Regions from separate parts of the Mus musculus genome. Here all the other regions are linked to region 1. Evidence: chromatin loops called from intact Hi-C (ENCODE). Cell type or tissue: heart. All regions are shown on one strand. Links, peaks and the distances in the headings refer to the core of each region. The heading gives the core; the rest is flanking DNA.

Region 1 (4,376 bases), core at 132-4,131:
GCAGCAAAAAGCCCACCGGAGGCCAAGCAGCTTCTTTGCATGAATCCAAGGAGAAACGGTGACTTTGTAGCATGGTTTCCAGTCTCGAAAGTACATTTATCACCTGGAATTTAAAAATATACGGCTCTCCAGAGCCCCCTTCACTTGGATGCAGCCTAGGCATCTCAATTTTCCCACGTTCTCTTGGGGGAGGCAGCCAAACTTGAAGTTGTTGTCCTAAAGGCAAAGGGTATACAGCACAGAGAACAGAGTGATATTTAGAGGGCATAATAAATGGGACTCAGTGAAAGGGACCAAAGACAGGGTGTCTGTGAGAACCCTGGACTTCTGGCTTGGCTCTGCTTGGATGAGAGAAGTAAGGGTTGTTTTAGATAAGCCCCTGTCTATCTCAGACAGACTTGAGCTATAGGTTTGTCTTAAGGTTCTGATGCTGCCACAAAACACCATGACCAAGAAGCAACTTGGGGAAGGTTTATTTGGCTTACACTTTCATATCACTGTTCATCACCGAAAGAAGTTAGGACAGGAACTCAAATATGGCAGGAACCTGGTGGCAGGAGCTGTTGCAGAGGCTGTGGAGGGGTGCTGTTTACTGGTTTACTCCTCATAGCTTGCTCATCCTGCTTTCTTATAGACCCCAGGACCAACAGCCCAGGGATGAAACTATTCACAGTGGGCTGTCTCTCCATCAATCACTAATTAAAATGTCCTACGGCTTCCTACAGCCCAGTCTCATGGAGGTGTTTTCTTCATTGACGATCCCTTCTCTCAAACGACTTTAGCTTGTCTCATGTTAAGATAAAACTATCTAATACAAGATGCCTCCATAGATTCAAGTGGAGATGTCCTTCAGGTATATCTCTCTCAGGATATGCATATTGGACTAGTAAGTAACAGCAGACCCTTCCAATTTCTAGGAAGACAGAAATTTAATTTCTCAGAACTATGATGACTATAGAGAGTACAGGACCACTGTTATTCTGCACAATTCTTTACTCAAAACCCTTACCAGTCATTACTCCATTTGTACTGCAAAGCTACTCTTGCACTATCCGTAGGCTTAAAGTGTCCTGTAGATTATTGGGCATCGAATGCAGCCTTTTGATAGCATTTTAAGGTATACACATAATGGCTCTCAACTTCCAATAAATGGAAATCATATCCATACTTACTCCCTTTAAGATGTATGGTCAAAGACATTTAGCCCTAGATCGCCTAGCCTGTTTCTAACTGGGAAAAATTTACTGTGTTACCAAAGAGGCCAAGTGGGGTTTGAAAAAATATGGCTCCTTGGTGAGTTTCTAGTTTAGACACACTGAAATAAGGATCGAGTGATATATTTAGATTAAGTAACAGATGGTGGATGGACATTTTGGCATCCATCACATCCATTTCTCAGGATTCTAAGGAAATGATCTAAGTCCCCAAGAGAAATAAACGGAGAGGATGGGATCAGGACAGGAAAGGGATCTGTTTATTTAACTAACTCTATACCAAGTCTTATGTAGGTGAAAAATTCAAAGGGTGTCCGACTGGATCAAAAGCTGGAGGGGAATGGAAGACACAGGCTGGGCCAAAGTAACTCCTACTGTATCAGACATTGATAAGACCTGAGATATTTCTTTGGGGACGACTCGGCTCTGCTCTCCCGAGGGTTGCCAATCAAGCAGGTGAACAAAGGATTGAAAAGCTAAGTCAGGGTCCTGTCGCTCAGGAAGCGCTCCACTTGGAACGCGGCTCCCGCCGTCCCTTCCTATCACCTCACGGAGACGGGGTCGGGGTTACAAGAAGGGCGTCTCCCGCCCCACTGCCCGGCGCGTTCCGAGTAAGTCGCCGCCCGCGGGAGGGCCGGCGGCGAGAGCGCGCAGTGCGAGGCGAACGTGCTGGAGCCAAGGAACCACCGCGTCCCAGAGATAACCGCGGCTGGTCGACGTGGGGCGGGGCGGGGCTTGACGCCAAGACGCAAGGCGCGCTGGGCGGGGCTATGCCGGGTGGGGCAGGAGGGAGTGGAGGGGGCGGGGCCTGGGGGCGAGGGCGGGGGAGAATGGCAGTTGCTGTGTTGGTTCCCGGCTGCGACGGTCCGACTGGAGTCACAGAGGGGAGTTCGGGAAAGCGGCCGCCCGCAACCGTTCCACCGGCAGCTCTCGCCCTAGCTGAGAAGGTTCCGCGGCGGTGCTGAAAAGTCGTCCTCCGTTCTGCCTCCGCTTTCTGCCTCCGCGGGATGGGCCTGCTCGCCAGCCGCCCCGCGCCGCCGCCGCCCTGAGGAGCTGAGGTACGGCAGGCGCCGGAGCCGCGGGAGCCGGGCGGCTCCCCTACGGATGGGGATTCAAGGCGCCGCTCAGGCCTCGGTCTGGGGCCGGGAGACCGTTGCGGCCGTCTCCGGGGTGCGGGCCGGGGCGTGGGGGGCCGGGCCTGTGGCCCCGTCGGTGTTGTGACTGTCCACGGCGCTGCCCCGAGCGTTCCGGGGCGGCGGAGCGGACGAGACCCGAGGGCGGCCGCCGTGGGGAGGCGGCGGGGGCGGAGCGCATTCCTGACGGGTGAAATCGCCTCTAACGGGACGCTTTCCGGGCCTCGCCGCACACTGGGCGCCGCGGACTTCGCCCCCGAAGCCTGCCGCCTGGGGCCCGGGAGGGCGGCGGGGAGATGACCGCCTCCTTCGGGAGCGGAGATCGCGCACACAAGCAGGCACCGGCGCGGAAAGCCGTATAGCCTGGGGATGAACGGGGGTCTTCCGGACTCCACGTCTGGGGTTTTCCCTGCCCTCACCCCGAGTGAGGCCACCACTTTGAATTGCCAGTTTTTCCTTCGGTCTGGGATTCCGCTCTACTGTCGCTCTCTTCTCTTTTTCCATTTCCACTAATGGGAAGAAGTGGTTTAGGTTCGTTAATCCTGAGACAAGGGCAGCAAATAAAAGAGGGAAGAGAATGGTGAAGGCTATATATGGGAAAAAGAAAGGTTTAATTTTTGCTTGTTGGCGCCCTTGGAGATAGAAATACACGACTGGTGCTTTACTTTGTGTAGGGTTGAGAATGTCGCAAAATGTTGGTAATGATAGGACGGCCTTTAAATGCAGCTGCAATTTTCAAACCTAGGGTTGGCTATAAAGGCTGGTGTAAAATGATAGCAAACGGGAGGTATGAAAGCGGGCCTTTCCGTGGTTGGTGCCTTCAAAATATTTTGATCTTCCTCATTCTACTTTGTGTATGTTTGTGTATACGCACGCGTACCTGGCAGTCTTTGATTATTTAATATTTTAACCAGAATTTCTTGACCCTTTTCATTGTATGTAGTGTGACGAGATACTTGTCTTTTTTTCCCTTTCCGGTTTTGCTATAAACCGGTCTCTTTGCACATCCTAGTGCTTCTGTTTGTAATTCAAGTCATTTCCATATTTGCTTGCTTAAGCTTCTTTAACACAGAGCTGTCTGTATTGAATTAAAATGTAAATATTTAGAAAATGGCTATGTCCTTACTTTCAAATGTTCTTTACTTGGTACATACAATTTCATGGACAAAGAATTGGTATTAAGTCTTGGGACTTACTAAACCAAATTATGCAAAACAAAAGCAAGATATATATATATATATATATATATATATATATATATATATATATTATACAGTGTAAGCTTAAATTTCATGTGACCATGGAAAGATTTTAATGTCATTGCAAGGTGTCTTTCTGAAGAAGAATGCATATGGCAGCTAGCCTGAGTGTATTTTTTTATTATATCATCGATTCTCATTCTAGAACCCCAGTAAGGTTAATTTTTTTAATTGCAGAATTATTTTAGAAGTTGAAACAAACCTATTCATTACTAAAATAGCTGCATGAAATACCTCATCTTGGAGATGCCTTGGTTGAACATTAGAATTAATATAAAGAATTGTTCATTGTACTGTTGCCTAGCAAATGTTAGAATTTCATTTTGAATATTTGTGGCAATGTGTTGGATTTTTGGTGCCTTTTTTAATCTGGCAAAATGACAGTGCCATATTATCTTCTACTTAAGTGTTTTTGAAGATACTTCAGCACCAAGTAGAAAGTAAATGGACTTGACTTGCCATGAACACAGCGTCCAAGCAATGTTTTTGCAGTTGTGAGTATAATGTACTCAGGAGTAATTCCCCCCCCCCCCCTTTTTGAGAAAGGGTTTCACTACATAACCTGGTAGTTGGCTTAGAACTTGCTATATATACAAAGCTGGCCTTAAACTCACTGAGTTCTTGCCCCTGATAGGATTAAAGACCTGTACTCCTTGCCTAGCTTGGAGACACCACTGTACTTTAATGAGTTATAGATGTATGCATAATTTTAGGCAGACATTTGTGTGTGTGTGTGTGTGTGTGTCTTGCACAAGCTAGGCAAGTTTCTT
Region 2 (4,376 bases), core at 194-4,193, 210 kb before region 1:
ATTTAGCAACAATGCTGTTTTAACAGCTGTTGGGAAGGAAAGCTGGCCGCTTGCAGTTATGTGTTAGGTCCAACCGAGGCCTCCGGGGTAGCATACCAACTTTGTAAGAGTGGCTGGGTTTTAAGGGTCTATAAAGGTCACTTGGTGTAATACTATGATGTGTGTAGCCTCATGGCAGTCAGACAGCCCAGAGATGTCTACTAGACCGTCTTCGCGGCTGTGTGAAGGAAGAAGTCGCTCCCCGTGTTGTTCAGATAGAGGCTTTGCCTGAAGGATGCAGCACCTGCCAGCCACTGCATAATTCTATTTTCACGTACAAGGCAAGGCTGTCTCTAAAACTAAACCACGCTGATGCCTCACAAGGTGTCACTGTTGGATATGAGAAATGCTGTTAAATCAGCCGTTGTCTATCAGCGAGGGGCAGAACATAGAAGGCTCCACCTCCCAGGCCTTTAATGTCCAGGCAGTTCAGTATAGATCATAAACTGAAAAGGACCCCATGTAGTGAGAGTTTCAGACACTGCAGACTTACATAGCAAAGAATCTAGAAAACAAAAGTATTAACCTATCTAAACTAGCAATGATTACTTTTATGGAGATTTATTTAGATTGATTTAAATCTATTATCTTTTCTAAAAAAGTTGAGTTGTGACTAAACTCTAGTCAATAAAGCAATAAATAATCTAAATATTGCCAGAATACAGCAGACGCCCCTGTCTTAGTGATTTTAGTTTCTTGTTATCTCAGACAGTGAGAAATGCTTAGGCACAGCAAGGCCAGGAATTCAGTCACGTCCTGTCCACTAGAGGACATTGTCAAAGACTTTGTTATTGTTGTTCCACAAAACCTTACTTGTATTCAGTGACGACAGGATTGCTTTCAGAACGCTGTGCCGGCTGCTTCCTGTGGAGCAGTGACCCTGCAGAGCTGGATTGTTCTTGGGATGAGGGAGTCCATTTGGAATGTGAACACGTGTGTCTATCCCCTGGCCTGAGGTCTGTGGTGTGTGTCCACTTGGGTTATGAGCAGTCGCCGCTCCCTGGGAGATCTAGGAGTGCGCACGGGCATGGGTGGTTGCTTTCTAACTGGAAGCCACTGGACTCCTTTACAGGGATAAGAACAACCAAGAGCACGGAGACTCCAGGTTGGGCTCCCTCTCCCACACACTACTTCCCTCTGCTGCTTTCTGTGATGTTAGGCAGCGTATGCACTGAGATCTCACAGTCCTCCCCGCAGCCCTCCCCTCGGCCCTCCCCAAAGTCCTCCCCACAGCCCTCCCTGCCTTGTGCACTGAGATCTCATGGCCCCCTTCCCCAACATGCCAGTTTTGTATACATTTTGCTCCGGCATCTTAGCTTTAATACCTGCTTCTAATTGCTCCTCCATAGGTGTGATGTCACCAGTGCATTTGAACCAGGATTGTCGCACTTATTCATGCTTTCCCAGTGACTTTCAAAATGAAAATCAAATCCATACTGTATGAACTTGATTCTTGATTCTGGATAGGGAAAGAAATGTAAGGCTTCCAGCACAGCCCAGACGAAAGCACGTCACTTCCCATTAGTTTCCGGCCATGAAGAATTTGATCCTAGAACTTGTGTACTTTGATCCAAGACTGTGAATCTAGAATTTGGGATGTAAATGGAAAATCATGTTCCATAGAACTTACCATCAAGTCGGCAGCTCTCAAGCTTCTACCCAAACCTCCTTGCTTGTTGTTTAGGTTTCGGTCACAGCTGAGGCCTGAAGGACAGCTAGGGTAGGGTGAGTGATGGCATCAGTGCTGCACGCAGGGCAAGAGTTCTGAGACTGCACCACCCCTCACACCTGACCGCATACTTCTATGGCAGTGCCCACAAGTCTGCCTGTGTGCCTGTCTGTGGGCAGGCCTCATGCACACTGCCCTTACAAACCAGGGCCTCCGTGACAGCCAGTGTGCTTTCTGGGGCTTGGCTGCCCCCATTGTAGGCTACTCCAGATGTTGTGTTTTTACTCTGCCAGTTCTTGGAAGGTTTTTCTCCCCACTAGATGTCACCCCATTGCTAGAAGCTACTCTGTTACCCAGGGATGGACATGCCTTTCAAGTTTGCTTCCCGCACAGCAGGGTACTGTAGTGCCTGGGACTGTAATAACTGCAGCCTGAGGACTAAGTCACACAGCTGAGAAGGATCCAAACTGGTTTCACTCCCAGGCAGCGCAGCACCACACACATCTGGATTGGGTGGCCAAACTTTGTCAGCTCCCAGCAACAAGAAAACTGGCTCTACAGTCCTAAGAGTTGCTCCTCGCATGGGTCAGACTTCAGATCTCTCCCTCCTGCTTCTCTTGGATTTGGACTTTAAGTACAACCAGCTCAAATGACGGATTTCAGGCACAGTGAATGTTTAGTGATTGATGCTGCGCTTCTGTGACCCAGGCTGCTGCCCAGCACCCTGCTTCAACAGTTCTTCATAGGAATTGAGCCGGGTACACTGCTGCACCAAATGGGCCCAAGGGAAGTCTGAGGGTGGGTGACAAGCGATTTAAGAACAAGGCCTGGCAAGTGCAGGGGCTGCTGCAGAGACAAGAGCCAGACCGTTTGTCTGGCAGAGCTATATGCTCCGGGTCTTTGCGAACCTTTCCCCCACTTATGAACAGCATTTTCTTTCTAAGAGTTATTTGTGGAGCTAGGGTAGCTCAGTGGTTGACCTTGCTTTTGCAAAGCCCTGGGCTCCAATTTCATGACCCTGCAAAAATCAATCAGCTAAAGTTAGAGGTTAGCTTCCACTTACTCTGTGGCCAATATGCATTGAGAATCCAGAGGCTGAGGGTGACTTCCAGAGCCCGGCTTCTCCCTGAAGATGACACATGGAGGACTCTTTCCTGCCTGCACTTTGTCAGTAGTCACAGCTCCATGTCACAGTCACGCCCCTGTACTCTCCTTCTCACTCCCGAGTTGAGTGCCTGGCCGTCACTTGGGTGGCCTGGCCAGTGGCTGCTTCACCTCAGGTGTTCTGGGGAATGTGCACAGGCCCCCTGGCCGTGTGTGTCACGGAACAGTGCGCTCTTTATCACACTGCACCTTGTTATAGGTGACATTCCTTGATTGCTTGTCTCTAGTCTTTTCTGTATAACCCTGCACATTTCTGCCAGGTCTCTGTCTGAAAGACCAGGAAGACCACCCATCTCCTTGGCCTGAAGTCTAAAGGGACTCTTCCAGAAATTCATGGAGAGTGAAACTTAGCTTGAAGTTGTTAGGGTTACATAACATTCAGTAAAAACCCCAAGTATATGCCTGCTCCATTGGGCCCAGCACTGGAGGGACAGAAGGAACAGGTCCTCAGTGTGTACGGGCTGATGCCTGCCTCAGAGCCAAGAGGAGGTAGACACAGTGCTCTGGAGCCAGGCAGCCTGGGCTGCAGAGCCGAATAGAGAGGCTGAGAACCTGCCAGGCTCGGTGCCTCTGGGCTCTGCACTCCCGGACCCTCGGGAAGGGGCTTAGATACAGTCAGTTGGCCTAGTACCCAGTTCCATTAGTGTTCCAGGCAGATTTCACCTGAGAAACTGTGCAAGCTGAGCCTGTGAATTAGAGCCTTCTCCACAGGGGCTGGCAAGATGGCGCAGAAGATAAAGCTGCTTGCAGCCCAGTTGGATGGCCTGAGTTTGATGCCTGGGACCCACATGGTAGAAGGAGAGAACCAATTTCCACAAGCTGTTCTCTGGCCCTCTCACATGTACAGTGGCATGCACACATGGTGTGCACAGACATACACATGATAGAAAAATAAATGAATTGTTTTTAAAGAGCCTTCTCTGTAAACACCCGGTCTCTGCGTTGCTGTCTCTCTTCAGAGTTCCTTTTGAGAGACTTGACTTTCTTCTCAGCTGAAGTGAAGGGCAGGAGAGAGCTGGTGAAGCAGGGTGGGCTGTGGCTAAGGCAGCACACCGTGGCTAAGGCAGCACAGGGCTAGCTTTTCAGTGCGAGCTCTCTGGAACACTAATGGGACTTGGTACTAGAGCTGCCTACTATGTGCCTAGCCTCCAGGGAATTCAGATCACAGAACCCAGGTGGAGTGGGGGCTTTGGTGCTGTGAATTGTACCCTGGGCACAGCTGCTGCCTTGGCCTGTGTCTGTCTTCCTCATCTCAGTTCTTAGACACTGGGAGTTTCGAAAAACCGAGTACTGAGGTGACCATAAGACAGCAGAAGAGGTTAATTCTGTAGAAGTCTGTTGATTTAATGACATTTAAAAATCAGTGTGTTGGTTCCTTTAACTTTTAAAACGAAGTCTTAAGTCCTGCACCTCAGATAGAGTGTTCTGCAGGGTAGATTGCGTTGGCTCGTGGGCTTTCCCCACGGGTACTTTTGTTAGCTCTATAGAGCATCTCTCGTAAGAA
Region 3 (4,376 bases), core at 148-4,147, 510 kb before region 1:
TCATCTCTGAACTTTAGACCTACCACTTTTAACTGTTTCACTTCGTTTTCACTGGGTTTTGAACACCAGGGACAGCTACCACCCTTATTGTTCCCAAAATGTAATTACAGTAAACTACATGGAGAAAACACACATGCATTCCTCAGCCACAGATGGTAGTACTTTTATTGCTGATATTTTACTACTGTGCCTATCAAAGTATAGCGGAGACATCAACTGCATGAAGTAAGACCCAAGTAAAGAAGACAGGAAGACAATTGGGCAGCTAATCAAACTCACCAGTAACTTCCCCATACTTCAGGCCTATAGGCTCTGGGTTTTGGCTTTGCTACATATTATTCTTTAGAATTCTTCTCAGTTGACCTTCCATGGCAAATCTAATTCTGGCCCCCTTGCAGCCTTATTATGCCTTTATTAGGCAAACATGTTGATTGGAGTTTGTAAAAACTAAAAGCACCTTTTGGTTTATTAAAACACAAAGAAACCTTGCTAGTTAATGCACAAGGCAAAAGCCCAAACTATTTTCCAAAACAAGTCTGCAATTTATGCAGAGAAATCTCTTAACTTTCCCTGAGGTGTATATTCCATATAGACGTGTATTACAGACATTAACAGACATTTCCATTTTACAAAAGATTTAACCTAGTATCTTCTGTCAAATTTCTAGCACCTACTACAAAACTGCAAACATAAAAGCTTTTGAAATAGTCATTTTAAGTGAGTCACTCCCTGAAAGAATTTACATTACAGCCAAAGTAAGTTGACTTCAGTATCTTGGAGATAAAACCTGAATTAATTTGCTCATCTGCTTAGCATGTTATCTGTTGCTGTGGAAACCGGTGTGTGTGTTGGGAGGGGGGAGGGCGGTTGGCGAGGGGAGCGACACTGAACTGGTCACAGGCAAATCTCTACCTAGCTGTCATTTCAGGCAAATTATAATTTGTACAACAAACTTGTGATTCAAACAATGTAACCAACATTCTGATGAAAGACAGTGGTAGGGAAAGAATGCTTGTCATGAAGTCTTCCAGGGGGCTCTGGGGCTGAATTCCTGAGGTTCTTTTTCCAGTTGTGCTTAGTGTAGGCCCCAGAAGGGGCTCAGTGAAAATATTTTAGCTCAGAGGCGCACATTTAAAGAGAGCAAGGACAGATTCTTCATAGAGACTGCATCTCCTTTCAACTTCCGTCTCCTGGGTGGAGACCTTGCGGGTTCAGGCACCTGCAATTTCCGCCCTTTTCCTCCCCCCCCCCCCTTTCCGGGCGGAGGAGCCTCGCTCCTCCTCCAGCTAGAGCCCTAGGAACGGCCACGCTCCCTAACCTTGCTTCCAGGACCTAAAAGGGTCGGTCACTCTCTTACAATGCGCTAATTAGGAACAATGTGTCTCCCAATGAAAGCTCTACAGAGGGTAAAGTGCAGCCCACGACAACAGTTCGGTGTGTTCTAGCCTGTTTCCCCGCCTCGCCCCACGTCAGGCTTCTACGATCACGTCCAACCCGCTAGCCCAACCCTTTCCCCGCTCCTCCCAGCGACCACCCATTGTCCCCGCGGCTGTCACGGTGTGGACGCCGAGCTCGCGACTGGAAAGGCAGGGCGTCATTCAGCCTCGCGCTTTTCCCAGCCTTAAAAGGTCTAAGGCCGCTTCCTGCAGCCAGAAGGTAAAGCGGGCCGCCCGAGGGAGCAGCCGCGCCCGGGCCTCCCTGCCCCGGCGTTGGCGGAGCCGCTGCCCTACTCTCGGCTTCTGATCACAATGCCCTGGCAGTAGAGCTGCCTTCACCCTGCCCCGCAACCCGCCCACCGCCATTACCGGCGCAGAGAGAGGGCGGCCGAGCGGGAAGGGGGTGGGGGGGAACGCGAAGGTCCCGGATGTGCCCGCCAGTGAGGTGGGGGCGGGGAGAGGCTTCCTTCCGCGGGCCGCAGGGGCGGGGAGGGAGGGCAGCTCGCGGGGGCGGCGGGGAGCGAACCGAGCACGCGGGTGAAGGCAGGGTCGGGAGCGGAGCGGAGCGCGAGTACGCGCTCTCCTCCGCTCGCCCTCGGGCACGGGCGGGCCGGCCGGGCGCGCGCAGGGGAGCGGCGGTTGCGCCGGGCCGGAGAACTGTGGGCACCAATCAACGGTTGCCATAGCAGCGTTTGACGTCATCGTGCGTGTGGTGCCCCTGCTGCCGGGGCTAGTGATTGGAGGAAACCCCGTGTCTGCGGAGCGGCTGTAGCCTGTGAGCAGCCAGATCAGGGACAGAGTCTCAGCCTCGCCGCCACCGCTGCTGCCGCCGCCGCCCAGAGACCGCCGAGCCGCGTCCGTGTGCCGCCACCCACTCCGGACACAGGTGAGGAGCCGCCCGAGTCGGCCTCCGGTCCCTTCAGCCCGCCGCCGCGCTGCGGCCCGAGAGGGGTCTTCTCAGGAGGACCCGGGCGGCGGCTCGGCTCTGCCGGGCCCGGGCAGGCGCCCACCGCCGCCCCCGGCCGCTTGCTTCTGGCCTGCCGGGCTGCTCATCGCCCCGTTCTGGTCCCCGGGGTGGGGGTGGCGGATGAGGCGCCCACGCGCGAGACCCAGGGGCTCCCGCTCCCGAGGGCGACCGCGATCCGCCCCCGCCGGCACCCTGCTTCCGCCCGCGACTGTGACTCGGCCGTGGCGCAGGTGAGGCCGCCCCCACCCGGGGCGCCCCCGCCACCCCCTCCCCCACGGCGGGGGGCAGCCAGGTAGCACGCGGGGCTCTGGGGTGGGGCCCGCCAGGGACCCTGGGCTGGGCTCGCTGGGGCCCGCAATGCCAGAAAGGACTCTCGGGACGCGCGGTGGGGGAGGGGCGCGGCCAGAGCTAGGCGTGGGGGTACCGGGGCACGGGGTCCCCAGCGTCCTGGGCTGGTGGGAGGTTCGCATCTTTCCAGGAGCTGCGGCCCCAGGATGGGGGCTGCGCCTGTCTGGGTGGGGCCCTGCCCCTCCCCCTACCGCAGCTGTCGGGACATCGGGGCTTGGGTCGGACACCGGCGGAGGGGACCCTGGGCGGGAGCGGGGTGTGTCCGGCGCGGGCCGGCCGCGGTTCCGCTTCTGCGGGCGCGGATGGCATCGGGCCCCCGGGGAGGGTGATCTGCTCCCCCTCCACCACCACCCTCCGACTGGGGCGGGTGCACGGACTGCTCCTCCCTCTGCCCGGGTGGGGGGGCGATTCACAGTCGGAGTAGGTTGGGCTCCTTGACACAGTTCCGCCATGACAAAGAGAGTCGGGGACTAGCGCGGAGGCACCAGCCTGGGCGGAGCCAAGGAGGGGAGGTGGCTGCGGATGGCGCGGACGCAAGGACTAGCGCTTTAAAGTCACCGCTGCGCGGTTTCGGTTCGCCCCACCCTCCGGCCTCAGGCAGCCAAGGGTTAAGTGGGTGCGGCGAGTATTCCCGCAGTCTGAAGGCGAGGCCCAGGAGCGCTCGTTTTCCTGTGAGAAACCTAATCCACTTCCCCTTATCCGGGAGGTTGGCGGGGGAACGTTTGTACTGACTTAGGCTTACATCATTTTTGGAAGCAACATTTACCAGTGACCGTTTCTAATGTTAGATTTCGAGACCCCGGGGGAAGTATGGGTTCACAAATTTTAAATAGTTAATGCACGGAAGGTACTGTGTCTCGAATTTAAGCTAGCCCTATCCGTGTTTCTGTTCTGGACACTGCTCATTTGGCTACCAAAAAGAGGTCCTTTCTGGAAAGGTAAAGGAAAGAATTTCCATGGTGGGCGGCAGTGACTCTTTATTCCTACACTTAGTGCATTCAGGTTGTGACTTTTCATTAAAGTGTATTTTGTGGGATCACTATATGATTTAGAATTTTGCTCTTGGAATTGTTGAAGAAATGAGAAGTAAATTGGAATCTAGGGAACTTTAAAATTGAGCGAAAGAAAACTGGGGAAATATGAGGAAGACCAGCTTGAGGAGTTGTGACTGCTAGAAATCCTGCCGTGACTCCAGACTGCAGCAGGCAGCAGACATCGGAAGCGCTTGGCTCCCTCCATGTGCTGTGGACGCCCTAGTGCTCACTCAGAGTAGGAAGTGAGTGTGCCTGTGTGCTAGGCGAGAGTTCATAGGACGCTGTTTAGACACAGATTGGTCTTGGGCTTAGTGATTCCTGGTGGTATTGTGTTTAAGATAGTTTAAGCAGCAATTAGGCAGTTTTCTTCAGATAATTTTATACCATGATCAGCTGGCAAATGTTACAAGTGTAGTAGATCAGGGTGGGAGGGTGCTAAATAAAATAAAACTTAGTGGCTCTTTGATAAGAGTATATACATTAAAAAGCTAGAATATAATTACACTGACATGACTCACGATTCTGGAAGTATGCTTATAGGCATTGTAGGTCCCGGTCCCTAAACTGACCCGCACCCCCAATGCGCATTCC
Region 4 (4,376 bases), core at 104-4,103, 330 kb before region 1:
TTGTACCTGGTTTTAACTTTTGCTGCCATCTTTGCATATTACAACGGTCTTATGTTCATGTCCTTGGAATGTGTGCTCAGAGGAATATTGCAGGAGTTGGTTCTTACCTCCCATCATGTTGGGCCTGGGGAATCCAACTCAGGTTAGGCAGGGCAATAAACACCTTCACTGAGTTATACTGACAGCTTTCTCAAAGGCCTCTTCCGTTTTCATTTCGTTTTATATTGCTCTTTGCCTAGGAGCTTAAGTACTAAAATGATGTTGTTTTCTTTTAAACACTAACAATGGAATTTTCACTTTCATATTTTGAAGAAAAATTTTAGAATAGATTCTAATAGTAATATCCCACCTGATAAAGTGCTGGGATTCGATATTCACTACACCTTCAGGTTTATATTTATGGTGACCAGAAAAACCATTATTAACGTCCTGAGGATAAGAACTTTGCTTCGTTATCTTTACTTTAGGGTACCCAGCACACGATGGACATTCAATGACTATACTAATGGATTGATTTTAAACTACTTTCCTAGTAGACTGAACGGTGGTGTTTTGATGAATTATTGTTTTAACTAGAGCCTTATTTGAGTAAACAGATTTAGATTACATAGCATAATGTGTCTTCCTAAAGAACAGCCTTAAGCCGGGCAGTGGTGGTGCACCCCTTTAATCCTAGCAATTGGGAGGCAGAGGCAGGCGGATTTCTGAGTTCGGGCCAGCTTGGTCTACAGAGTGAGTTCCAGGACAGCCAGAGCTCCAGAGAAATCTTGTCCCGAAAAAACAAAAAAACAAACAAACAAACAAACAAAGAACAGCCTTAAATGATACTCATGTGTTAAGCATACAACATATTTTTCAAAACTGTTATCTTCCATCAATATGGGTGGGGAGGTGAAGATGGGGGAGAGGGGACAGCATCTGTGTAAGAGTCTCCGGACTTAAATTCTAACTGAGAAGAGTTATAACTAATTTACACTAGGCAATAGGCTAGGCTAACGATCATTGAAGAGCTGAGCAGTCATTTAACTTCTGACACCATTAACGGTAAAAATAGTACTATTTGCTTCACTTCCCACACATCATTGTCAAAGGATGTTTATAGAGGACTTCAAAAACTGTAAAACCTACTAAAGTGGAGTTTTTGGGTTGATGTAATGTCATTTCTACGAGTTGATATATTTGTGCCTATCAATCATTTATATTAATCCCCAAACCCTGGCATCCAAGAGCTAGATTAGGGTGGCCCTGACCTCAGAGATCTGCAAACCCCTCCTGCCTTTCCAAAGCTGGGTTAAAGGCGTGGGCACCACGCCTGGTGAAGTGGGTTAAAAGCGTGGCCAACCACGCCTAGTTAAGCAGGCTATCCAGGTTTGTTTGGGTAAGAGTGACAGATACCGAGTAATTATGAGAAACGCATACTTTAAAGGAAAAAAAATTTTTTTTTCGAGTCCTTTTTACCACTGTAAAAAATGTAGGAAGTGGCTAAGTGATTCCAACAGAACATCTTAAGCGCCAGACTCCCAACTGCCTTTATCCCATCCCCTCCCCTCCCCCTCGTCGGGGCCGCGGACCCGTGCTGGGTCACGCCCGGGACGGTTGGGGTCCGGTTGAGGTCAGCCAGCCCGCGGCCGTTGAGAACTCCAGCTCCCGGCAGGCACCGCTTCCGCGGCCCACGCGCGTGGCGGCGCTGCCCGCTGGGACTCGTAGTGCGGTCCGGGTAGGAGAACGAGGCAGTTACCCTGCCTCCTTCCGCGCACACCTAGGAAACCCGGCCGGCAAGGCTCACGCCCGCCCACCCGTTTCCAGCGCCGCTCGGGGGTGGGGGGCTAGCGAAGCAGAACCTCAGCCGGGGCGGAGGGAAGAGGCCGCCACTAGACGCGCACGTGGGGGGCGGTTGGCGCCCAGAAACCCGGAAGCCCCGCGCGCTGCCCACCCGCTGCGCTGACGGGTTAACGCTCTTTCGGGCGGGGGCGGGGCGTGTGCGCAAGGGGCGTGACCAGCGGCCGCGCCGAGGCCGCCCACTGGCCGTCCCGCCCTTTCCTGGCTTTGCGCAGCGGGAAGTCGGCCCCTGGCTGTGGCGCCTGCGCAGAAGCCCCGCCCCGCCTCGGGCCCAACCCCCACGCCCGCAGCAGCGGCAGCCGCCGCCACCTCTCCCTTCCTCTGCGCTTTCCTCCGCCTCCTCCGGCGCCGTCGCTCGCGTAGGGCCCTGGCGTCAGACGCGCGTGGGCGGGGCGAGTGCGGCGGGGGGTATAAGTAGAGGGTGCAGGAGGCGGTGCTTCCCCTTCTCCCCGGCGGTTAGTGCTGAGAGTGCGGAGTGTGTGCTCCGGGCTCGGAACACACATTTATTATTAAAAAATCCAAAAAAAATCTAAAAAATCCTTTGAAAAAACCCAAAAAAAATTTACAAAAAAATCCGCGTCTCCCCCGCCGGAGACTTTTATTTTTTTTCTTCCTCTTTTATAAAATAACCCGGTGAAGCAGCCGAGACCGACCCGCCCGCCCGCGGCCCCGCAGCTCCAAGCAGGAACCCAGAGACCGAGGCCTTCCTGCCGCCCGGACCCAGCACCGCCAGCCTCGCTCCCCCGGTTCCACGGCCGTTGAGTACGCGTCGATTCCGGTTGAATTTTGTCCCTCTGCGCTCGCCCCCGCTCCCCTCCCCCCGGCTCCGTCCCCCGGCCCCGCACTCGCTCTCCTCCTCTCACGGGAAAGGTCGCGGCCTGCGGCCCCGCGGGCAGCCGTGCCGAGATGAACCCCAGCGCCCCCAGCTACCCCATGGCCTCTCTGTACGTGGGGGACCTGCACCCCGACGTGACCGAGGCGATGCTCTACGAGAAGTTCAGCCCGGCCGGGCCCATCCTCTCCATCCGGGTCTGCAGGGACATGATCACCCGCCGCTCCTTGGGCTACGCGTACGTGAACTTCCAGCAGCCGGCGGACGGTGAGCGGCAGGCCGGAGGGTGGCGGGCGGGCGGCCATGCGGCCGGGGCGGCGGGCCTAGCGGGGCGGGCGAGGGGGCGGGAGGGCACGGCGCCGCAGCCCCTCGCGGGCCGGCACTTCCTCCTCTGCGACCATTTTCTCGCCATCGGTCGCTCTCAAACTTTAGGGCGATGACGCGCCCGGAGGGTGGTTGAGATAGCCTTCACCGCGCTCCCGCCACAAGCTGTGGGATTCGGGGGTTTCGAGTACCCTCCTGGAGCGGCGGGTGGAGGTACCCCTCCATCCCCTGCCCTGGCCCGGCAGTCAGGCCGGGGAGGAAGTACGATTCAGTGTTGGGAAATACCACGTGTTGAACCCTGTAACCTCACAGGCCCGAGGCCTGTTCCTGCCGGTGGCTCAATCGCTGGGAGGAGCCCTAGGCTTTAGAAGAAAGTTAAATAGGGTGATGCCTGGTGGTGGTGGTCCTTAGGGTCGTAAGCTCGTTCCTAATAGCACATCTCTGACCTGTGGACCAGGAAAGGCACCTTATACCATATATAATTGCTTGGGGTTTTCCCTAGATGAAGTATTCTTTAACCATGCCGTGGAGGAGGGGATGTGGAAGACTCTAGGGCACCAGACTCCTTGGCTCATTTTCAAACAAATTAGATCTTAAGTTTAATAGAAGTCGTTATTTAATGTATACATATGTATATTTTTTCTAAAATAGCACCTGTGGTTATGAATTTTAAACATGTTGACCAGTTTTGGTCCTAAATATTAGGGTAACCTGGATCAAATTATGCTGAGTTAATAGCATCCAACTAATGAAAGCTTCTTTGATTTTTCTTTCGTAAAGTGGTTTGGAATATCCATGAATCTTGGGCAATAATTAAGAAGTAACACATTGAGTTTGTTTTAAGTTTGACAATTCACTGAAACAGAAATCTAAGAATCAGATAAGATCTATGGCCTGATATCGTTGGGTTTTTAAATCTAGATGACTCTGATTTAGAAGTCAGCTCTGGGTTTTATTTTAGTAAGGAAGACTGGAATTAAAGAGTGGTCACTAGATTAAAGGTGAGATTTGGGGTAAGCAGCATCTTAAGTGATGCTCTGGTAAGCCAGAAGTTGTAGAAGGGCACAGCAGGTGGCCTGCCCCTTGCTCTCTAAGGGGCACTTTTAGTGTCACTTCATTACAGCTTTCAACTCTGGCAGGTGACAGAATGTAAGGTACAGGAAGGTAGCTTGGGATAGAGTAACCAGAACTTCTATGAAAACAAAACTTGAAAGACTTGAAACTTAGTGGTTTTCTTTTCTTTTTTAAATCCAGACATGCCCAGGTTTTAAAGGTCCTGGGATTTGAAAAGCCGAACCTCAAATTGCCATGGTTATAGTTAACTTTATACATTTGTGTCAGTGGACCAATATTCCAACTGCTCAGAATCTTGCCTCTTCTT
Region 5 (4,376 bases), core at 297-4,296, 69 kb before region 1:
ATCTCATTCTCTCCCTGGAGCTTGCAGTAGCCACAGTCCAGTTCTGACTGCTCTGCTGGGCTACTCGGAACCTGTCTGGTCCTGTCCTAGCCTCCCTCCCCTCCCCCATCCACCTTGGCAGGAGGAGTTAGGATCTGATGTACAGAATTTTAGCTCCAGCATTAAGAACAAAAGAGCGGGGGCGGGAGGAGTTACTCTTGGGTTCCAATGCTAGACATGAAGAAATTCCTTGTAAAAAAAATCCACACATATGTGGGCATTTTTTTTATTTTTAAGATCCATGTCACGTGCTAAGTTTGACTCGAGGCTCACTCTCTCTGCTTCTTCAGGGGCTGGGTGTTGTTCCCTCAAAGTAGCTGCTGACCCCATCTTACTGACCAACAATGGAAAACAGCAAGGGGAGCTATTCAGGGAGAAGGTCTGTATTTACCTTTATGCTGAATCCTACAATGCTTTTTTAAAAGGGTTGTCAAGAAGTAGACTCATACCCAAGAATATCCATCGGGGCACTTCAGCACCTATCATAACGGTGAAGAATAGGCCAGGGAGGATGGCAGGAGCTGGTGGGAATGCAGAGAAGCCTCACAGGCACGGCCCAGAACATCGAGGCTTTTCTCAGAGGGCACGAACTGGCAATTTCCATCTGGGAAACTTAAATTTTATTTTTGTAAGATAAAAAGTTTAAAATGGTTTTATAATATCTTCATGTGAGTATAAACAGGGAAAAACAAATAAAAATTATTTTTGTGACATCCTCCAATAAATATACATAGGGAAATGTTGATATTTGTTTATTTATCTATTTGTGTGTGTGTGTGTGTGTGTGTGTGTGTGATAGATATGTGGGCATGTGGAGACTAGAAGAGAGTACTGGATGTCCTTCTCTGTCACTCTCCACTTACTCCTTTGAGGCAGGCCCTTCCTTCAACATGGGGTTCGTTGTTGATAAGCTGGAAGCTCCTAAGCCCCAGAGATCTCCCTGTCTCTGCCTTCCTCAGAGCTAGGTTACAGGTGTTAGCATTCTTTCTAGGCTCTGCCCCACAGTTACCTGGCAACAGCAGGTATAAATCACTATAAAAGGGGCTGTTTGCCCACTCCTCCATCTCTTTCTTACCCTCTTACTCTCTTACCCTCTCTGTCCCTCTCTCCCTATTCCTCTCCCCCCTCTCTCTTCATGTGTTCCTGACCTACCTCTCCCCACCACTTTCTGCCTTTCTCTGTCTCTACTACCTCCACAAATCCCCTTCCCATGCCTGAAATAACTCTGCCTTTACTAGACCCATCGTATGGCTGCTACTTCAGGGGTAAGGGATGCCTCAGCATGAGCCTGCAAAGGCAGCCCTTCCACCTCACCATATTTCACTCTACCCAACATACCTTGGTTCTTTCTTTTTTATAAAACAAAACAACAGATGTGCCCCAGATGCCTGGTTTGTTACCTGAATGCTTAGATGGTCTATACCTGTCTGACTTTATGTGCACTGTGTACATGCAGGTACCCCAAGATGCCAGAAGGCATGGGGTTCTCTGGAAGTGGAGTTGCTGCGGGCAGTTGTGAGCTGTTCCACGAGGGCACTGGGAATTGAACCCAGGTCCTCTGTAAGAGCAGCAAGCCCTCTTAACCACCGAGCCATCTCCTCAGATGCTCTAACAAAGCTTCTTAGCCACTGAGTTATCTCTGCAGCCCAGGGAGGAAAAATACTTTTTCAAAGCTAAATATTCACAGAATGAATTTAAGTCTGGATAACTCAGGCAACTGACAAAAACCTTTATTTAACTTAACCCTGGACTTAGTCGTCTTACACACACACACACACACACACACACACACACACACACACACACACACATACACACACCTCATTACAAATACTGCATGCTATTACTTTTCACACTGTGGGATTACTTTCACAATAAAATCTGAGAAGTTTACAGTTCTGTGATGCAAGCTGCAGCTTGCCAGCCTCCACTGTGCCATCGTCAGCCCTGCCTCTGCCCCAAGCAGATCTCTTGTTATTATAATTTGCTATTATGGCATTTTAGGAAGAAGGAAGTTTTCTCTAATGTCTAATTTTAGAAAGAAAGGCATAGATACTCAAAAGTATTGTCTTGGCAGTTCCTAAGCCCTTCCTGCTGTATCCCCTTCCGAGTTCTAACAGCCATTATGTAACAACCTCAGGATGAATGCTGGGGCTTTCCTTAGCCATTCATAAATTATAAACACAAATGCCAGCTCTCCCAGATGATGGTGGTGGAAGTGGGGTGGGGTTCGTGTGGGGGTGGGGTGGGGGTAGGCATGGGGGTGGGGTAGAGTTGGAGAGTAATGGGGATGGAAAACACAGGACAAAACCACAGTAGGAAATCAGAAGACAAGGAGGTGGCCCTTTCTGAATCCTCTGTAAACCCAGGGAAAGGAGTCCTGTTTGTTAGTATAATTATGCTGTTCTTTATCCACAAGGATTCCTCTAGTGATATTGAATTCACTATCATCCTTGATGATAGATCTCTTGCTATTAAGGTCTGCCTTTTGCCAGGTGCAAGTCTGAGACAGGGATGGGAGAGAATGAAGAAGATAAAGGAACAGAATCTCAAGTCCCACCAGGAGAGTACAAGGCATATGATATCCTGACCTTGGCCATTTGACCTATCCAGATACATGGGACACAAACCAACAGGATATCCTTCTGCCACTACTACTGTGGCAAACCTAGGTGACGTGTGATTTACAGATTGTGTGGAGAAGACACGTTCCCTTTTCTGGTTCTTCTGTTCTGCTGCCCTTGGACATCTGCTGAGGCTGTGCATAATGACTAAGATGGTGTGGAGGGGTCCGTTCACCTATGGAGACCAGAAAGCAAAAGAGAGACAGAGGACACTTTTCAAGCTTTTCGTATCATTTAAATAAATGTTTAAAACTGTGTGTGAATCTTGTGACTGGCCATGGCCTCAGGATTGTTACGGAGCTCTGTAGAGAAATCATATTTGTGGAACTAGAGAGGTAGCAGAGTTAGAAAAGCATTTGTCATGTAAGTATGAGGACCACGTTCAATCTCCAGCACCTGTGTACAGAACAAGATGTGGTGGAGAGCACTTTCGAGCCCAGTGATGGGGAGGCAGAAACAGGAAGAGCCCTAGATCTTCCATGTCAGCGTGACCCAATCCGTGAACTACAGAACCCAGTGAGAGATCTTGTCTGAGAAAATTAACAAAACCAAAACAAGGTGGACTGTACCTGAAGAAGCCATCCATGGATGACTATGAACACACACACACACACACACACTGGCACATGCACATGTGCACATACTCACACACATAAACTCACACACACATATAAACACACATGCACAGCCACTCACATGCACACCCACTCATACAAGCACTCACACATGGACACTTGCACACATGCACATGTGTACCTGCACACTCATGCACACACACATAAACTCACATCTACACATGAACACACATGCACACATATACTCACACATGCATATATAAGTGCATACACATGTGCACACACACGTTCACACTCACACATACATATACTCAAACATGAATACAGATATGCAAACATGCTCATGCATGTATACACACATGGGTGCGCGCGCACGCACACACACACACACAAACACCTACATGCACCTATGCACACAGACACTCATTAGATATCTGAATCAGGTTTGGTTGTTCTTAGGGAAGGAGTGGAGCAGAGAAAGGACATGGTTTGGCTCCTAGAAGCATTTAACACCAGAGATTTGCTTTCTGGAAACCCAGGGTCCCGCCTTGCCCACACAGTACTCAAATGTAGGCTCTCCATCAGCTTGCCTGCAAGGTACCCAGGACCAAGACTGTAAAGATCTGTGTGTGCAAGTTTGATCCAAAAGATGTGGATGTTATAAGCACAACAGATCTGCCAATGAGCCTTTTGAGTGTGAGCATGTGTGTGCATGTCTGTGTGCACTCATGTGTGCGTGTGTATGGCCTGACTGGGGTGGACTTAAGACCAGAGACCCTTTCTGATGTTCCTTGGATGCTGTGGTGCTCAGTGTGTTCAGGCGTCTCAGAGAGGAGAAAAAGATCCTCGAAGTGAAACTCCCCTGGCACTACCTCTACCACCTAAGGTCTTATTTCCCAGACAACCAGCTGTCATCTTGTCTCTAAGTTGCTCTAACAGTTCAGGATAGACTGTGTACATCAGTTGTATTCTAAACTCTGGAGGGCAGTTAACCGACATTTGAACTGAGCCACTATATCATCTCTACCGGAATTTGTTAACTTTTGAAAAACTAATTAAGAACTCACATTTCCTTGTTTCAGGACACCTGCAGAGTGGGGAGGGGGACCTTGTGCACATAGAAAAACACTGGAGAAGC
Region 6 (4,376 bases), core at 98-4,097, 92 kb before region 1:
AAATTAGGATCTGCCCAGTTCATTCACTGTGTTTGGCTCTTAGGTATCCTCCGAGGTCTCTGAGTCTGTTCTACCCTGGAGCTGACCTCTCTGCGTCTCCTCAGCAGTGACCTGGGGAAGCAGCACAGTTTCTCTTGGTTGCCCAAACCCAGCTTTCACCTGCCTTTCCTGCAAGGCCTTTAACTGTGCCTCCCGTATCCTCATCTTCTTTCGAGATCAGAGATTATTTGGCTTGGCTGTGGTTCCGGCTCAACTGTTTCTTGGCATACTCCACTCATGGGTCTGTTTCCTTGTGTGGGTTTTAACCATCTCTGTGGGGGGTGCATTGTTAACACTGTTAAAATGTCTGAAGCTGACTGGCTGATCTCACCACTGCAAACTATTACCTGTTGATAACCACTAGTCCCCTCCCAATAAAAACTGTAACACGATTATTTCCTGCAACACGATTATTTTCTGATTCTGAAGTTTCCACTAAAATTCACCCGACTCTGAATGTTGATCTATAGAAGAACATGCCTCAATCCACCTGGCTTTCAGTTATGCTGAAACCTGGTTCACGGTAAAAGGGATGACAGATTCTGCCTATTTTTAACATGGCCTTCTACCACTGTTAACTGAGTTACATTTAGAACACATTTGAGCAAATAGATTTTTTTTCATATTTTCTTGTTTGTTCATTGAGACATGGTCTCTCAACAGAGCCCTTGCTGTCTTGGAACTCACTATGTAGACCAACCTGGCCTCAAACTCACCTGCCTCTGCCTTCTGGGTGCTGGGATCAAAGGTGTGGCATGAGCAACCACTCCACTCCAAAACAAAATCTTTTTTAAACAGTTCCAAGGATGAGACTCGGGTTGTTAGTTAGGCTTAGTGCCAAATCTTTGCATTGAGCCATTGTAACAGCCTGGAAGCCAATTTGGTAGGACATCTATAATGAATATTTGAAAAAAAAATCAGATTATCTGATACCAAAACATCTTTGGTATCCTCTTAATCTGAAGATTAGCATCTTTGAAGGTCTGAAGATGCAGAGGGAAAAGAGGAGAGGGGAGGGAGAAAGGAGAGGAAGGAGGGAGAGAGAGGAGAGGGATCAATGAGGAAGAAAAGGTGGTGAGAGGAGGGGAAGACAGGAAAAGAGAGTTGGGAGGAAAGGAGAGAAGAGAGGGAGGCAGGAGAAGGAAGAGGGGAGGGGCAAGACAGTATGGGGGAGGAGGGGGAATGGGAGGGAGAGAAGAGGAGGAGGAGTCAGGAGAGGGGGAGTTCAGCCTTGGCTTCAGAGGTAGTCCCCAAATGGGAACCAGCAGCACCCTGCTTGAAGTTATTTGACCCCTCCAGAGACCACCTAGGAAGGCACTCTGAGTCCCACAAAGTCAGAGTTCTTCCAGAACAATTGGCTGCACGCTGCTCCATCCTCTGAGTCAGGAATCAACACAGAATCTTAGCAACAGAGCTGATGAGTGGGCGGACTTTATTCCTACTGGGTAGCTTTTATGACTTTGTCAACCTGTCTTACCCTATTTAGGAATCATCCCGGCTCCAGCTTTCCTTCTAGATAATCCGTAAACATCCACGCATGAATCAAGCCAAGTATTTGTTGCTATTCAAGCTATACGGTCCCCAGATTGTCTTCCAGCAGGTGAGTCACCACTCACACATGGGCCAGGTGCCAGCTTCGCCTGACTGGGCTGCTCTTCTGCACCTGAATTAATTAGCACCCCAAACCGCCTAAACTCTGCTGCGCGCCCACTCAGGCATGGCTGCGATCGAGAGTTCTAGAGCTGTTTTTAAAAAAGGAAAGAAAGAAAAGAGCAATATCTGGGAAATGAGCAAGACTGAAGACCGGAAGTCCTCCACGTTCAAGGCAGTTTCTTATCAGAAGTGCAGTAAAGAAATAGCAACTTACGCCATTTAGACAAACAGCCCTTCGGTCTAGAGTGCCTGTGGAATGCAAAGCAGCCTCACCGGGGAAGGGGAGTGGCTCCAGGGAGGCTGCTGCAGAGAAAAGGCTGCCAGGACTCAGAAAAGCAGCTGGGCATGGCGAGAGGGAAGGGAAAGCCACCCCGTGAATTCGAGATTACATTCTATGCTTTTGTGTCTCATGAATGCTCTTTTCCAGGAGCCCCAACCCTGGGCTCAGCCCCTGGAGGGGAGAAGGAACACTCACAGGAACACAGTTACTGCCTGCCTAGGCGGTGGATACAGAAAGCCAGTAAGAGCAATTTGGTAGCAATTTGATAGTACTCCATCCGGAGAATCCAGAATCCTTTCCTAGAGCAAGATACGCCGCCCGCCGAGGTCAACTTTACCAACCCAAATAGCCACAGGAGCCAACTTCTCTTCCTGTCCTCCAGGAGGTTCTGAACTATCAGGTCACTGTCACCCCCTGTGCTCTTCAGGGTCTCCATGAGCGTTCGAATTACTTCAATTTAGAATACAGCGTGTGTGGTTCAGCTACAGTGCTACTGAGACCCCAGACGCATTCCAACCATGTCAACTTCTGGAGATTCTGTTGCGTGCGCTGTGTGGCTGGGCGGCTCCAAGCTGCCCTTGTAGGTGGTGGGAAGAGAGAAAGAGAGGGTGTGGGAGAGAAGACTGGGAGGCGGGGCAGAACACAGCCAGCCTCACAGGCACTTTCTCCTAGGACCTTGGTCAGGGAGTAACCCAGAAGCAGCCCTTCCTGCCTCCAGGGAGGTTTAGCAGTGAGTCTTCCTTAATCCCCAGAGCCCTTTTAAGTTTGGTGGGCTTCTCCTTCCTTCCTCCAGCCAGGTAGAACACCGGGGTGCCAAGGCCTCGGGCTCCTGTGCCTGTGCTTTCACACTGCCTCTGCCTACATTAAAGAGAGCGGTGCATGGTCCCTCTCTGAAGAAGCTCTGGGGATTGAGGCATGCTGGGGCAGGGACCAGGCCTCTCCTTAGCATCCTGGGACTAGCCCATAGTGACTGTGGGGCTTTATCCCCAGAACCTGCTGTTAAACTTGCCTAGATGGGCTAACCTACTTCCCCCAAGGCCAGATGGGAGGAACAAAGCAAGACTGTGACAAAGTGTAGTTGAAGACAAAACCTCTCAAGGTTTTTTTTTTTTTCTTTTAATTTTGTTTTTGTTTTTGATCCTGCAAATATCCCCAGAATGTCTGTGCTGACAGGACTGTGAAGACTGCTGGCTCCATCACTGAAAAGAGAGCAGCCCCTGACCAGCAGAGGGTTTCCTGGAGTGAAGGGGAAGGAGAGAGCCTTCTGCAGTAGCCCCTAGCCTATCTATGCTCTCCAATTGCGCCAGAGCGCACTTTGTCTGGCACCAGTCCCTGCTCCTCCTGTCTGCCCTCTGTTTCCTGGAGACCTTGAGGAAGGGAGCCTTCATTTATGTGAGCCAAGATGTAGCAAATTCGCATCTGGGAGAAAATGACTCAGGGCTTTCATAAGATCCTGAATTTGATTTCCCTACTCACTGACACTTCATAATCCAACAAAACCTGCTGTTAGTAAAGTAGCATATTTTCCCTCCCTCCCTCCATCCCTCCCTTCCTCCCCCCCACTTCCTTTCCCCCCTCCTTCTCTTCTTTTCTGACAGGGTCCCACTATGTAGTGCTGGCTGTCCTGGAACTCACTATAGCAGTGTTCTCAACCTTCCTAATGATGTAACCCTTTAAATACAGTTCTTCATGTTGTTGTGACCCACAGCCACAAAATTATTTCATTGCTACTTCATAACTATAATTTTACTACTATTGTGAATTGTAATGCAAACATCTGTGTTTTCCAACAGTCATAGGCAACCTTTATAAAAGGGTCATTTGACCCCGCCTGGAGGAGATTACACCCCACAAGCTGAGAACCACTGTGCTATATAGTAGAATAGACTGATCTTCAACTCAAGCATTAACTCATAGAGATCCACCCACCTCTACCTCCAGAGAGCTGGTATTAAAGGTGTGCACCACCATGCCTGGACAATGAACATTTTCTTTTTTTTCTTTTTTTTAATTAGATATTTTCTTCATTTACATTTCAAATGCTATCCCCAAAGCCCCCTATACCCTCCCCCAGCCCTGCTCCCCAACCCACCCACTTCTGCTTCCTGGCCCTGGCATTCCCCTGTACTGGGGCATGTGATCTTAGCAATATCAAGGGCCTCTCCTCCCATTGATGGCCGACTAGGCCATCCTCTGCTACATATGCAGCTAGAGACACGAGCTCTTGGGGGGGAGGGGGTTACTGGTTAGTTCATACTGTTGTTCCTCCTATAGGGTTGCTGACCCCTTTAGCTCCTTGGGTAGTTTCTCTAGCTCCTTCATTAGGGAACCTGTGTTCCATCCAATAGATGACTGTGAGCATCCACCTCTGTATTTGCCAGGTACTGGCATAGCCTCACAAGAG
Region 7 (4,376 bases), core at 186-4,185, 110 kb after region 1:
AAAAACTCACTGAAGCAATTGATGACTTTTTTTTTCCTTTTGGTTTTTCAAGACAGGGTTTCTCTGTATAGCCCTGGCTGTCCTGGAACTCACTTTGTAGAGCAGGCTGACTTTTAAGAGTTTGTGTTGGTTAACATGAAACAGTTTGTAGGCCTCACTATTTTTCATTAAGTTATTAACTTCTTCTATACTTTAGATTGTTCATAACCAACAACAAACAATGACTACTAGTAAAAACAAAGATTTCCTGAGAAGTAAAAAAGACTTACTGAGAGCCCATAATGAATGGTACATGAAAATGCTAATCATGTTTACAAAAAAAAAAAAAAAAAAAAAAAAAAAAGGGAAGAAACACATTGGCAGTACATGCCTTTAATCCTGGTATTTGGAGGTTGGGGGTAGGAAGAGGTAGGCAGATCTCTGAGTTTGAGGCCAGAGTTTTAGGATGGTCAGTGATACCCTAAATAAATGAATAAATTGAAAATGTACTTATTAGGGTTTAAATTTCTTTACTTAGGTTTATTTTATGCATGAGTGCTTTTGCCTGCATGCATATATTGTACCATTTGGGTCCCTAGGGTCAGGGGTCTGTCTATCCAACCACCTGTGACTGTGAGCAATCATGGTTCTAGAAATGGGCCCTTGGATAAACCAGGCAATGCTGTTATCTGCTGATCCGTTTCTCTAGCCCCCATTTGGTTCTTTGAGACTGGGTCTCACTAAGTAGCTCTAGCTGGTCTGGAATACTAAACATAGACCAAGCTGGCCTTGAATTCACCGGGCCCCGCCGCCCAAGTTTTGGGAAAAATAAATCCTATTAAAATAATTAATCTGGGTGTACCTCCTGTGGAGTCTCCACTCTCTCAGCTCTCATTCTTAATAAGTCCACATGCACTCTACTTAAAAAATAGATAATCCAAAAGTTATTACTACTTTTATCGGGTCTTAGTCTTTATCAGTCCAAGTATTAGTCACTTCCTCTGCACATTTAGAACATGTGCTTGAAAGGATACATCTTTTAGTCCTTTTCTTGTACATTATTCTGTATCCACATTCTCTGCATCTGATGGGATCCCTGGACTTTATCTCATTTTCGGTGTGACACTCTGGGAAAGAAAGCACATTTATTCAATGCTTGAAAGAGAAACACTATGGGGGAAGCAAATGATAACTACAGATTTCAACTGGAGCAAACCAAAAGGCACCAAAGCATCCAAGTGCCCGATTATTGCCAAAACAGACCAAGGAGAAAGAAGGGCTGTAGGCAGTACACCTTTTCCAGATAAAAGGAAGAGATCTTAATAAGGGAGGGGGATTTTACATTAACAATCGCTAAAGTGCTCCACGTTATAATTTTACTCATGTAAGAGAGGATTTTTGGGTGGTGGTTGTTTTTTTAAGTAAAGCATTATTTAAATGAATGTCAATTTTACCTCCACAAATATATATCATTGGCTGCTGCTTTGGTGGTTGAACATCTTTCTGAGCGTCCATTGTTAGTGCCTGAAATCAGAGACAAAGACTGAGTATCAGGGTCTTCGCACAAAACATGCCTCTTTTTTTTTTTTCTCAGACGCAATACAAGGTTCTTATTTTCCGGCCTTAGAGAAAAACGCAATAGAATGTTTGCCTAGCATGCAGAGGCCCAAGGATAAATACCCAGTATTACAGATGGGGAAACAAAAAAAAAAAAAAAAAAAAAAAAAGGAAAAGTCGCAATTCTTTATCTATACCTATAGTTCCCCCAAACTGTGGTGTGGGCTGGGTCTTAAGAATAAAACACATTTTCGCCGGGCGGTGGTGGCACACGCCTTTAATCCCAGCACTTGGGAGGCAGAGGCAGACGGATTTCTGAGTTCCAGGCCAGCCTGGTCTACAAATCGAGTTCCAGGACAGCCAGGGCTACACAAAGAAACCCTGTCTCGAAACAAAACAAAACAAAACAAAACAAAACAAAACAAAACCCACAATTTCAATAATAATAAACACCAGGGGGAATGTTTATTACAGTCTTCACGATCCTAGAGTGTATTACTCTTTACACAAGAGTAATACACTAATAGGCTAAGGAGAGGTTTGTTTGCCCAATCTCACTCCTCAAAGGAATTCAGATCTGACCTAGGAGCAATAGCTCCATCAAAGCTTGTCTCGAGACTAACTCCACCGGGGATCTTTATTTACGCGCTTGGTTCTTTGAAAAGACTTTGAGAGTCTTCACTTTGTAACCTAAGCCAGGCTCAAAGTCAAGGCGCTGGTTGAAGGCGGAATTCTCCTACCTCTGCTTCCAAGCGCTCAAATGGCAGGAGTGTGCTACCTCTCCCGGCTGCCCACAAAGATTTTAAAGCCAAGTGTCTCTCCTGGTTTTGCCACAAATTTACTTCCAAAATCATCAGCCGGAGACTCCCTACCTCCACAGCTGGAAGAAGCGTCCCTTCTCTGAGCACGCAAAAGCTTTTTCCGGCGCTGCCTCGCCAACTTCCGGCGCCGATTTATGACGAAACGAAGCCCCGCCCCCTCTCCCTCGCAGTGCGGGGGGACTGGCGCTTCTGTTTCTGAGGCAGGTTACAGCGTTTTTCTCCTACCTGCTTCCTGTGGGGTTTTGTTTTGTTTTTATTTGCCCTTCTCTCTGGGGTAGCAAAACATCTCCACAGCTCGGCATTCGAAGGTTTGTGCTTGTGTAATGGCAGATACAGGAGGAACCCAAGACAGGCAATGCTGGAGTCTTAACCGACCCGATGCTTAGGCGAACACCAGCAGGCTACCCTACCAATACTTCACGATTTGACACTTCGCACATGGCGGTTTTCAAATTGTTCAATGCCCGTGTGGGTTTTTTGTTTGCTTGTTTGTTTGTTTTCAATTTCCAGTTCTCTCCTAGTTTCCTGTCACCTCTCTTTTTTATGTTGGGGAGTGGAAAGAGAGGGAAAGGGGAAGCCCAGGCTGAGACTGCTCTTAAACCCGTACAATCCTCTGTCTTCGCCGCCTCAATGCTGAGATTAATCGCGCAAATCACAACGCCTGCCATCTCCCTCCCTTTTTGAAGCCAAGGCTTTCTTACGGCAGCTCCATCAATTACTTCGACTAGTTGGTGGCTTTAGCTTTTCTCTTAGTACTCTCCTTCCTGTGTTTGACCAGTTCAGTAGAGTACAGGTGTGTGTTCTCACACATCAAAATTGGAACTCAGTAAAACACATCTGTTGGGTTCAGGACGTTTACATTCAATTATTTCACACCAGTCGTTTATTTTAATAATAGGATGGATAACCTGAAGGGATTCAAGTAAAAACAGTTGTTAACTATTAAAGAGATGGCTTCTCTCCCAGTGGGCACTCTGGTAACTTAGTAAACTACTCTCCATTCTCCATCCATCAAGAAGAACTTTGAGCTTTGTCTTTCATTTCTAGTTCAAACCTTTGATATTCACAGACCATCTTGAGAAATTCCAGTCTTCCTAGATGACAATTAAATTTGTTTTTTTAGAATTGCTGGCTTAATAAGCAGTAATTTATTACTTAAGCAGTAATAAAATGCTTGTTTAGCATGCATGAGCTCACAGTGATAATTTCTTTCAGAAGGAAATCAGAAAAACAGTACTTTCCAGCTTCTTCCTCTACATCCAGACTAACAGCATATTTTGACCAGCAGCCATGTTTCAAAGTACCCCTTCTCCTCAACAAGCAGGAAGAGGAAAACAAGTGTGCACACTAAACATCTGTACAATGACACTAGGTTAAGCCCATGGGTATTGTAAGAGGACTTCATACTGCAAGCAGATTTGAAGATTTACTGTGATTTGAGTTATGTGTGGATGCCAGTTGAGATCAGAAGAGATAGTTGGACCCCCCCTCCCAAACTGGAACTACAGACTGTTATAAGCTGTCATACCTAGATGTTGAAAACTGAACCTGTCCTCTGCAAGAACAGCAAGTGCTCTTAAATGCTGAGCTGCCTCTCAAGCTCTTGCTTTTTGTTTTTTGTTTTTTCTTTTTTTTTTTTTTCCATTTTTTATTAGGTATTTAGCTCATTTACATTTCCAATGCTATACCAAAAGACCCCCTTACCCACCCACCCCCACTCCCCTACCCACCCACTCCCCCCCTTTGGCCCTGGCGTTCCCCTGTACCGGGGCACACAAAGTCTGCGTGTCCAATGGGCCTCTCTTTCCAGTGATGGCCGACTAGGCCATCTTTTGATACATATGCAGCTAGAGTCAAGAGCTCAGGGGTACTGGTTAGTTCATAATGTTGTTCCACCTATAGGGTTGAAGATCCCTTTAGCTCCTTGGGTACTTTCTCTAGCTCCTCCATTGGGAGCCCTGTGATCCATCCATTAGCTGACTGTGAGCATCCACTTCTGTGTTTGCTAGGCCCCGGCAT

The links. Peaks named below come from ENCODE experiments on the same cell type or tissue, not always from the same donor. Only the 100,000 strongest peaks of a DNase experiment are listed, where the experiment ranks them.
Region 2: a loop joins it to region 1, with 2.9 times the contacts of the local background. A loop is called at or near these places in 21 of 42 quality-filtered maps.
Region 3: it touches region 1 in a loop (3-fold over the local background); 2 of 42 quality-filtered maps call a loop at or near these places.
Region 4: it touches region 1 in a loop (7-fold over the local background); 5 of 42 quality-filtered maps call a loop at or near these places.
Region 5: it touches region 1 in a loop (1.9-fold over the local background); 4 of 42 quality-filtered maps call a loop at or near these places.
Region 6: it touches region 1 in a loop (6-fold over the local background); 13 of 42 quality-filtered maps call a loop at or near these places.
Region 7: it touches region 1 in a loop (6-fold over the local background); 6 of 42 quality-filtered maps call a loop at or near these places.

What each region holds. Positions count from the first base shown.
Region 1 is chr15:36,280,808-36,285,183 of GRCm38, reverse strand. It overlaps Rnf19a (ring finger protein 19A), which reads left to right and starts at 2,037. Exons shown (of 10, transcript NM_013923.2): 1 at 2,037-2,272. In heart, for the core only: a CTCF peak has its summit at 2,613; DNase peaks (open chromatin) are centred at 1,943 and 2,503; H3K4me3 peaks cover 2,748 bases; H3K27ac peaks cover 2,239 bases.
Region 2 is chr15:36,486,522-36,490,897 of GRCm38, reverse strand. All of the region lies in intron 2 of Ankrd46 (ankyrin repeat domain 46), which reads left to right. Among named protein-coding and RNA genes, the nearest start is that of Ankrd46, 8.1 kb to the left of the region's middle. In heart, for the core only: CTCF peaks have their summits at 805 (motif pointing right) and 2,027 (motif pointing right); DNase peaks (open chromatin) are centred at 937 and 1,987; H3K27ac peaks cover 610 bases.
Region 3 is chr15:36,791,425-36,795,800 of GRCm38, reverse strand. Ywhaz (tyrosine 3-monooxygenase/tryptophan 5-monooxygenase activation protein, zeta polypeptide) reads left to right here and starts at 1,263. Exons shown (of 7, transcript NM_011740.3): 1 at 1,263-1,656; 2 at 2,126-2,322. In heart, for the core only: no CTCF peak of the experiment used is centred there; DNase peaks (open chromatin) are centred at 2,130, 3,160 and 4,000; H3K4me3 peaks cover 3,514 bases; H3K27ac peaks cover 3,636 bases.
Region 4 is chr15:36,606,876-36,611,251 of GRCm38, reverse strand. Pabpc1 (poly(A) binding protein, cytoplasmic 1) reads left to right here and starts at 2,279. Exons shown (of 15, transcript NM_008774.3): 1 at 2,279-2,938. The coding sequence starts at 2,746. In heart, for the core only: a CTCF peak has its summit at 1,673; DNase peaks (open chromatin) are centred at 1,671, 2,131, 2,691, 3,191 and 1 weaker place; H3K4me3 peaks cover 3,133 bases; H3K27ac peaks cover 2,952 bases.
Region 5 is chr15:36,349,662-36,354,037 of GRCm38, reverse strand. It overlaps Gm33936 (a long non-coding RNA gene), which reads left to right. Exons shown (of 8, transcript XR_383927.2): 4 at 330-418; 5 at 4,321-4,376. Among named protein-coding and RNA genes, the nearest start is that of Gm33936, 17 kb to the left of the region's middle. In heart, for the core only: no CTCF peak of the experiment used is centred there; a DNase peak (open chromatin) is centred at 2,177.
Region 6 is chr15:36,372,606-36,376,981 of GRCm38, reverse strand. It overlaps Gm34150 (a long non-coding RNA gene), which reads right to left and starts at 2,630. Exons shown (of 4, transcript XR_383935.4): 1 at 2,314-2,630; 2 at 1,517-1,781; 3 at 756-931; 4 at 1-311. In heart, for the core only: no CTCF peak of the experiment used is centred there; DNase peaks (open chromatin) are centred at 2,051 and 3,301; H3K4me3 peaks cover 1,822 bases; H3K27ac peaks cover 2,088 bases.
Region 7 is chr15:36,172,114-36,176,489 of GRCm38, reverse strand. Polr2k (polymerase (RNA) II (DNA directed) polypeptide K) reads right to left here and starts at 2,480. Exons shown (of 4, transcript NM_023127.3): 1 at 2,409-2,480; 2 at 1,434-1,503; 3 at 1,014-1,106. The coding sequence starts at 1,494. It also overlaps a transcript of Spag1 not described here. In heart, for the core only: no CTCF peak of the experiment used is centred there; a DNase peak (open chromatin) is centred at 2,489; H3K4me3 peaks cover 1,531 bases; H3K27ac peaks cover 1,047 bases; H3K27me3 peaks cover 205 bases.